Linked DNA regions of Homo sapiens: region 2 is linked to region 1. Evidence: read pairs that join two places in POLR2A ChIA-PET (ENCODE). Cell type or tissue: OCI-LY7. All regions are shown on one strand. Each heading gives the region's core, and the rest is flanking DNA. Links, peaks and the distances in the headings are about the cores only. Region 1 overlaps BFSP2 (beaded filament structural protein 2). Region 2 has its middle 9.9 kb from the start of BFSP2-AS1.

Region 1 (4,391 bases), core at 322-4,321:
CCCACGGCTGGGGAGGCCTCACAATCATGGCAGAAGGCAAAGGAGGAGCAAAGGCACATCTTACATGGTGGCAGGCAAGAGACCATGTGCAGGGGAACTTCCCTTTATAAAGCCATCAGATTGTGTGAGACTTACTATCTTACTATCATGAGAATAGCACGGGAAAACCTACCCCCATGATTCAATGATTCAATTATCTCCCACCAGGTCCCTCCCACAACACGTGGGGATTATGGGAGCTACAATTCAAGATGAGATTTGGGTGGGGATACAACCAACCATATCAGCAGGAGATGCTGGCTGTCTAAATAGATCCCCGTCAGAATCACTGTATCTGGATGTGCCTGGGGCTCAAAATTTGATTTTGTTGGGGCATCTGGAGAAAATTAAGCCCTAAAGGGCTGTCTCACAACAAACTCATCTGACATAAACAACCAGGACTGTGTTATAAATGGTAGGGTTTAAACCCTATATATGGTAGGGGTTAAACCTCTTTAGTGACCAGCACTGATGCCTACTATCCAAAGCAAGCCCTCGTATTTCTGAGGTTGCTGGAGGTGGAAGTCTAGGTGGGCCCAGAATCAGAACTTGGGGGGACAGAGAGGCTTCCAGGGAAAGAGGAGCCTAAAACACTTTGTCCTCAGCATGACAGACTTCTAGGGGCCAAGGTGATCCTGTTTGCCCAACAATGGCAAATAAACCCCGGCCAGCAGTTCTAGCTTCTCACTGCATGCTCATCTGGCCCCTCTACAATGACGTTCCTTCCCAGCCACAGCATAGTCTGATGAAGTCAGGGTTTATTTACAGTACAGGCTCAGAAGTGTATTGTGGCTTCCAGAGTGAAATCCAACCTTAGCCCTCAGATGTCTCTCATTCTCCTTGGACACCCAGTGGCTGTGACTGTGCTTGTGAGTGAACTGTCTCAAGAGATGGCTAGACTTCTCCATTACTTGAAGACATTTCCCCTAAATTCACTTTCAGATGCAATCTTTTTTTTTTTTTTTTTTTGAGGGAGTTTTGCTCTTGTTGCCCAGGCTAGAGTGCAATGGCGCCATCTCGGCTCACTGCAACCTCCGCCTCCCAGGTTCAAGCAATTCTCCTGCCTCAACCTCCTGAGTAGCTGGGATTACAGGCACACCCACGCCGGGCTAATTTTTGTATTTTTAGTAGAGACTGGGTTTTGCCATGTTGGCCAGGCTGGTCTCGAACTCCTGACCTCAGGTGATCCGTCTGCCTGGGCCTCCCAAAGTGCTAGGATTATACTTCGTAATCCCCTGAGCCACTGGTGTGAGCCCCTGCACTCGGCCTCAGATGCAATCTTAACTCACTGTGCTTGGGCTTCTTAGTTTTTGTCCCCAGGTAACAACTATCAGGTTAAACCAGAAAAGAGATGATTAGGACTTGAACCAAGCTGGATAATGGAGTGGGAATGGATTTGGGCACATCTACTTGGGGAATTGTTGGTTTTTGACTTGGGGGATGAGGAAGAGAGAGATGTTTAAGGTGATTCTCAGGTTGGAGCTAGGTAAGAACCTGGCTGTTCCCTGAGGGTAGGCACTGGGTCTTCCCTGCTTGGGTTCTCCATAAAGAGGTAGCACTACTGCTGGGCTCATTAATTCAACTAATACCTGCTGTACCAGACACTGTGCTAGGGATGGAACAACAAACAGGACAGAAAGGCAGTGCCTGACTTCCAGGAGGTTATATTCTAGCAGAAAATACAGATAAAATAATTTAAAAACCATAAAATTGATAATACAAGCTTTGGTAAGTGTTTTAAAGAAAACTAACAAAGCAGAAAGGGGCAGAGTAAAGGGAAGCACTGCTCGCAGTAAGGTGACCAGAATGAGGGAGCTATTCATGCAAAGGGGAAGGGAGGAGTGGGCCAGGCAGGGGAGTCGGCAAGTGCTAGGGCCTTGAGCAGGAGAGGGACTGGTATGGTCCAGAAAGACCAAGACCCACATGGCTGGAGCCTTTGGAGCAATGGAAGAGTAACAAGCATGCAGGGCCTTGAAGGCCACTTCAGAAGACTGGGTTTTACTCTAAGTATAAGAGACACTTCTATAGAGTTTTGTTTTGTTTTGTGTGTTGTTTTTGTTCTGAGATGGGCTTTCACTTTCACTCTGTCTCTCAGGCTGGAGTGCAGTGGTGCAATCATAGCTCACTGCAGCCTCGACCTCCTGGCCTCAAGAGATCCTCCCACATCAGTCTCCCAAGTAGCTGGACTGTGGGTGCACATCATGACACCTGGATAAATTCTGTTTTTTTGTTTTGTTTTGTTTTTTGGAGAGATAGGGTTTTGCTATGTTGCCCAGGCTGGTCTCAAACTTCTAGGCTCAAGCAATCCACCCACCCTGTCCTCCCAAAGTGCTGGGCTTATAGGCGTGAACCACCACACCTAGCCCCTCTGAAGAGTTTTAATTTAGTTTAATCAGAGTGACATGATATGATTTTAAGAGTTTAAAAAGCCCACTCTGGAAGCAGGATGCAGAATGCATTGGAGGAGGGAGGTACAGATCAGGGAGTTGGAAGGATATTACAATGGGATATTATAATGGGATAGGAGAGCATGATGGGGACTTGCACTAGGGTGATGTCAAGAGAGGTAGAGAGAAATAAATGGATTTGAGATACATTGTGGGGGTAGAATTGACTAGACTCAGTGATAAATGAGATGTGGGAGATGACAGAAAGTGAGAGATCAAGATGATCCCTTGGTTTCCGGGTAGACATTGGGGTTGTTTACTGAGATGAAGAGGATCAAGGGGTGGTGGGGAAAGGGAAGATTTGTGGGGAAATTATCTAGATTTTCTTTTTTTTTTTTTTAATGGATTTTCACTCTTGTTGCCCAGGCTGGAGTGCAGTGGTGCGATCTCAGCTCACTGCTACCTCTGCCTCCTGGGTTCAAGCCATGATCCTGCCTCAGCCTCCTAAATAGCTGGAATTACAGGTGCGTGCAACCACGCCCAGCTAATTTTTTGTATTTTTAGTAGAGGCAGGGGTTTCACTATGTTGGCCAGGCTGGTCTGGAACAACTGACCTCAGGTAATCCACCCACCTCAGCCTCCCAAAGTGCTGGGATTCCAGGCGTGAGCCACCGCACCCGGCCAAAATTATCTAGATTTTCATTCGGGGACATGTTAAGTTTGAGATGTCTGAGAAATAGCCAAGTGAAGACCTCAAAGAGAGGGTGAGTATGCAAGTGTGGAGCTGAGCAGAAAGTTCTGAGATAGACATTTAAATGTGAAAGTCATTAGCACATACAATGCCATTTAAATCTGTGTGGATAGATCAGACCATTTAGTGATTAAAAAAAAGAAGCACCAAGACCCAATCTTGAAAAACTTTAACATTTAGAGGTCAGATAAGGAAGAAAAACCTGGTGAAGCAGAGAATAATAAGAAAGAATGGTCAATGAAGTAGGAGGAAGTCCAGAGAGAGTGGTGTCATGGAAGCCGAGACAGAAAAGTACATCTGTGACAAATGCAACCAGCAGGTCAATATGAGCACAGAGAAGCATCTGCCGGGCTTGGTAATACGGTGGCCTTGTTATTAAGAGCAGTATCACTGGGGTGCTAGGGACTGAGAATTATTTCTCATTCCTTTATTGCTAGAAGCAAGTTATGCTGAACATCCATCCTAAACTTGAAAGTCAAATAAATGTGGGAAGGGTTTCCAAGGGAATCTTGCATCTTGCCACTGCACCAGCTGAGTTTAATTTCCCAGGAGCTCAGTCTTACCCACCTCCTCCCCACACCTGCAGCTCTAGCTGCCAGAATGCCAATATCTTTACTCCAAACAAACCATTCATTGTACCCTTGGGCCCAAATGATAACCTTTTTTAAAACGCTGCTTGTATTTGCCTTTCCTTTAACACAATGATGGTCAAATCTCTCATCCACCACCACCAGCTCATTTATTTTAATAACTACATCCGCAGTGAAAACAGGAGTAGTATTATAGAAAGAGATAAAGTCCTCACCATCATGGTACAAATGACTAGGACTTTTCAGATGACTATGGACAGGAAAAACAAAGGAAAAAAATATATATGTATATATATACATATATATATATCAAGCCACTAGATGGAAGTCTTCATTCAACTGCCTGTGCACTTCAGAAAAGTAAAGCAGGATCAGTGCCAGACTGCACAAACCCATCAAATTCATTCGACATTCATTGAACAACTGCTTTGTACAAAGACAAATAACAATGATGATAATGGCTACCGTTCATGCAATATTTACTCTGTGCCAGGCAATCTGCTGAGTCACACATACGCTGAGTCTCACACACCTTGGCTCATTTAATTCTCCCAGGAGGAAGGGAGTATTATTATCTTCATTTTATGGGGGAGGAAACCAAATCTTAGAATTACTTACTCTAAG
Region 2 (4,391 bases), core at 247-4,246, 59 kb after region 1:
CCCAGGCTGGAGTGCAGTGGCACAATCTCAGCTCACTGCAACCTCCATCTCCTGCGTTCAAGCAATTCTCCTGCCTCAGCCTCCTGAGTAGCCAGGATTACAGGCACCTGCCACCACGCCCAGCTAATTTTTGTATTTTTGAGTAGAGACAGGGTTTCGCCATGTTGGCCAAGCTGGTCTCGGACTCCTGACCTCAGGTGACCCACCTGCCTCGCCCTCCCAAAGTGCTGGGATTACAGGCATGAGCCACCGTGCCCGGCCTGTTCTATGTGTTCTTATAGTGCAAAGCATTTGTGGAAAACGTGCCCTTGTTAGAGAGTTATGTTCTTCTGTACTGGTATCTTTGTATGCCTTTTGCGTTCTAATCATTTATTCAACATATATTTGAGTACCTACTACTGTAAGACAGTTTTTGGGCTCTGGTGATACCACAAAATAGAAAAAGTCCTCGTTTTCATGGTGCTTATACTGTGTGTGTATGCTGGTGTGTGTACATAGTGTGTGTGCTGTGGCAGGTATTTGGGTTTGCTATAATATGTTTACATAGTTACTACACATTTCCTGCCATTTTACTGACAGTTAAACTGGGCGGTGTTATCTAAGTCTTTCATCTCTCTAACAAAGTGAAGAGTGAATTCTCCTTGACATTGTGTTCACGGTATCTGGAACCAGTTTGAATTCTATTCAGGGCTTCAGGTTAAATTCTACATGTTGATTTTAACCCACTTTTCTGTAGCCTGAGGACAGAACTGTTAAGATTAAATTTATGGACTTCAACCTTACAAGTGGTAATTCAGTTTGTTGTCACAACAATGTTTTCTTTATAAATTTAATTTTGATTACAAACAATATAACTACATTTTCAAAAAATTGGAAAAGAATAAGATCACCCATATATGATTCAATTGGAAAGCCGTTTTTATACTTTCATAGTCTCTATGGTAACCTATAAGAAAATTCATCATATGACTGTGAAAGCTCTTTATTGACTGTTTAGAAACAAACTACGAGGCTTTTTCTAACAGTTCAACGCAAAAAAAAATCCTGAAGGTGATCCATATCTTAGTTGTATCTCATACCAAAAATAATCTCATTTTTTGTGCCCATGTGCAAGCATAATTTTATTTATGTTCAAATTGGAAACGTGGCCTCTGCCTTCTCATTTATTTTCTTCTTGGTCAAAAACCTTTTGATTTCTTGGGTGAAATGGAAAGGAATGATGTCAAGTATCAGAAATAAAATATTTCCTCTCTAGGGTGTCTCTAAAACAAAAAGGGAAGGCAAGCGGCAGGACCTTTAGCTAATTCATTAAAGACAAAGTTGCCTTAGGCAGCCACAAAGAGACTTGTCCAAGGATGTTTGAGACTCTCAAAGGAATGGAGTACGGAATGATAATATCAGCTTGAGCTAAAGAATATTCCTTCATCTGAGCAGAAAACATATCTCTAGGTTTCCTGGTAGCTAGGGCAGAGAATAAAATGAAAGAGATGTCATACTTCTTTTTGCCTTATAAATGACTGTGTTCCAAAGTGTTGGAAGACTCATTTCTTCCCACCTTTGAACTCTGAAAGGACAATTTTTACATGAATCCTTATATATAGGATCATGCACAATGGAATAGGCAATATTCTTGGTAATTGTTTTAACAAAAAAAAAAAAAGGAGAGATTTCTTTATTTATTACTCTTTCTTCTATGGTCCCAAATAGGAAGACGATAAAACAAGATGAGGTTCTATAGTCATGTGACAAGAGAAATTCTCTAAAGTCCTGTCTAGATTAATAAGTCCATGTGTGATTTTCTTCTTGCCTGGTGTTTTATTTTCCACTGCTCCTGCCTTTGTACTTTTTCTCTGACTCTGTTTCTCTCTTGGGGCTGAAAGCATCAACTGTGACATGTCATTGTTCAACGAACCATCTTGACAGCGAGAAGAGAATGAGAGCTGTCCTCAGAGGCAGGTCCTGGTGGAGGCAGGAAGCAGACACCATTTTTCCTTTGATATTCTTTCGCTTCTCCATGCCATTTCGATATTGCCACCACCTGTTGGTCCTCACTGCTCTCTGGGCATACAACTTCCCACTGCCGTGTCCTAGCCAGGCTCACCTTCTCAAACACTGCCACAGCTTTAAAATTACCTCTTTTTATTTTCTATCAAATCTTCTCTTTCCTCTGGGTTGAGTGAAGCATCAAAAGGAAATTATGTCTATCAATCCAAGTTCGATCAGAGAAGCAGAACTACAAAGAGCTCTGGGATAAGGGGCCAGGCGCTGTGGCTCATGCCTATAATCCCAGCACTTTGGCAGGCTGAGGTGGGCGGATCACCTGAGGTCAGGAGCTCGAAACCAGCCTGGCTAACGTGGTGAAACTCTCTCTCTACTAAAAATACAAAAAATTAGCTGGGTGTGTTGGCAGACGCCTGTAATCCCAGCTACTCAGGAGGCTGAGGCAGGAGAATCACTTGAACCTGGGAGGCGGAGGTTGCAGTGAGCTGAGATCATGCCATTGCACACCAGCCTGGACAACAGGAGTGAAACTCCGTCTAAAAAAATAAAAAAACAAAGAGCTCTAGGATGAGGGATTTGGAATTAGACCTTACACAATGATGGGGGGAGCTGGGAAGTGAAGGTTGGAAAGAAGTGAGATCAGAGAGTCATCCATCTGGATCTGAGAAGTAGATCCCACTGTCAAATTCAAGAAGCTGTTAGAGAAGTCTACAAAAAGCACCTGCCTGCATTGGCTATGGGTCCACACCAAGCATCAGCTGATAAGGCTGGGGCTGCTGCTGGTCATCGGGGCCAGCACTTGATAGGAAAGCTGGTCACAGAGTGTGGAGGGCAAGGACAAGCTGGAACCCACTGGGCACTTCTGCATCTGCCACTGCACCTAACCACAATGACCTTCTGAGAGGAGTGGCTGCAGCTTCTCCTCCACCTCCCAAATTTTGTGCAAATTACTCTTTTAGCGAACTCTAATCTGAGACCACTAAGAAAGAGGATTCTGGGCCGGGTGCAGTGGCTCATGCTTGTAATCCCAGCACTTTGGGAGGCTGAAGTGGGCAGATCACCTGAGGTCAGCAGTTTGAGATCAGCCTGACCAACATAGTGAAACCCCATCTCTACTTAAAATATATATATATAATACAAAAATTAGCTGGGCATGGTGGTGGGCACCTGTAATCCCAGCTTCTCAGGAGGCTGAGGCAGGAGAGTCGCTTGAACCGGGGAGGTGGAGGTTGCAGTGAGCTGAGATCGTGCCATTGCACTCCAACCTGGAAATAAGAGCAAGACTCTGTGAAAGAAAGAAAGAAAGAAAGAAAGAAAGAAAGAAAGAAAGAAAGAAAGAAAGAAAGGAAGGAAGGAAGGAAGGAAGGAAGGAAGGAAGGAAGGAAGGAAGGAAGGAAGGAAGGAAGGGAAGGGAAGGGAAGGGAAGGGAAGGGAAGGAAGGAAGGAAGGAAGGAAGAAAGAAAGAGGCCGGGCACAGTGGCTCACGTCTGTAATCCCAGCACTTTGGGAGGCCGAGTCGAGCAGATCACGAGGTCAGGAGATCGAGACCATCCTGGCTAACACAGTGAAACCCTGTCTCTACTAGAAATGCAAAAAATTAGCCGGGTGTGGTGGCGGGCGCCTGTAGTCCCAGCTACTCGGGAGGCTGAGGCAGGAGAATGGCGTGAACCCGGGAGGCGGAGCTTGCAGTGAGCCAAGATTGTGCCATTGCACTCCAGCCTGGGTGACAGAGCGAGACTCTGTCTCAAAAAAAATAAATAAATAAAAGAAAGAAAGAAAGAAGGAAGGAAGGAAGGAAAGGAAGGAAGGAAGGAAGGAAGGAAGGAAGGAAGGAAGGAAGGAAGGAAGGAACGAAGGAAAAAAAGAAAGAAAGAAAAGAAAGAAAAAGAAAGAAAGAAAAGAAAGAAAGAAAAAGAAAGAAAAGAGAGAGAGAGAGAAAGGAAGGAAGGAAGGAAGAGGATTCTGGAAATGTAGTTCCCAGTTCAACCAAGTTGACAATAGAACAATCCAGCATAGTGTGTTTTGATACACTCCTACTAAGTTACAAATAAATGATATTCTTTGTGAAATCCCCTCAGAAGATCACTTTCTAGTAAAGAAGAAGGTTTTTAGTTCAAAGAGGTCTCAGGCACCGACAGGCCAATATGGGCCAGGGAGTTATTTTCCTGGTGCCCTAGTTTACTTGCTCCAGAGCTTTGCAACTTTTCCACCAACAAACCCAACTCCTAATTCTAGAGGACGGTAAGTGTCCTTTAGTAGACCCTGGATGACTAGGCTCATAGTCCAGAGGAGCCCCCCACGAACTCATAATCTCTTTGAAGTCTTCTGTTCCATCTTCTTTAGTCCTGCAAATCTTGACTCTTACCTTGCAATACAGTATATGTGTGCTT

The links. Peaks named below come from ENCODE experiments on the same cell type or tissue, not always from the same donor. Only the 100,000 strongest peaks of a DNase experiment are listed, where the experiment ranks them.
Region 2: POLR2A ChIA-PET joins it to region 1 with 7 read pairs; 7 of 35 experiments call an interaction of 5 or more read pairs at or near these places.

The regions. Positions count from the first base shown.
Region 1 is chr3:133,440,051-133,444,441 of GRCh38, forward strand. The region is part of intron 1 of BFSP2 (beaded filament structural protein 2); the gene reads left to right. All of the region lies in intron 2 of BFSP2-AS1 (BFSP2 antisense RNA 1), which reads right to left. Among named protein-coding and RNA genes, the nearest start is that of BFSP2, 42 kb to the left of the region's middle. RefSeq lists an enhancer at 1,908-2,187. In OCI-LY7, for the core only: CTCF peaks have their summits at 4,085 (motif pointing right) and 4,284; DNase peaks (open chromatin) are centred at 2,114, 3,501 and 4,131; H3K4me3 peaks cover 792 bases; H3K27ac peaks cover 1,008 bases.
Region 2 is chr3:133,498,840-133,503,230 of GRCh38, forward strand. No RefSeq gene overlaps it. Among named protein-coding and RNA genes, the nearest start is that of BFSP2-AS1, 9.9 kb to the left of the region's middle. In OCI-LY7, for the core only: no CTCF peak of the experiment used is centred there; no DNase peak of the experiment used is centred there.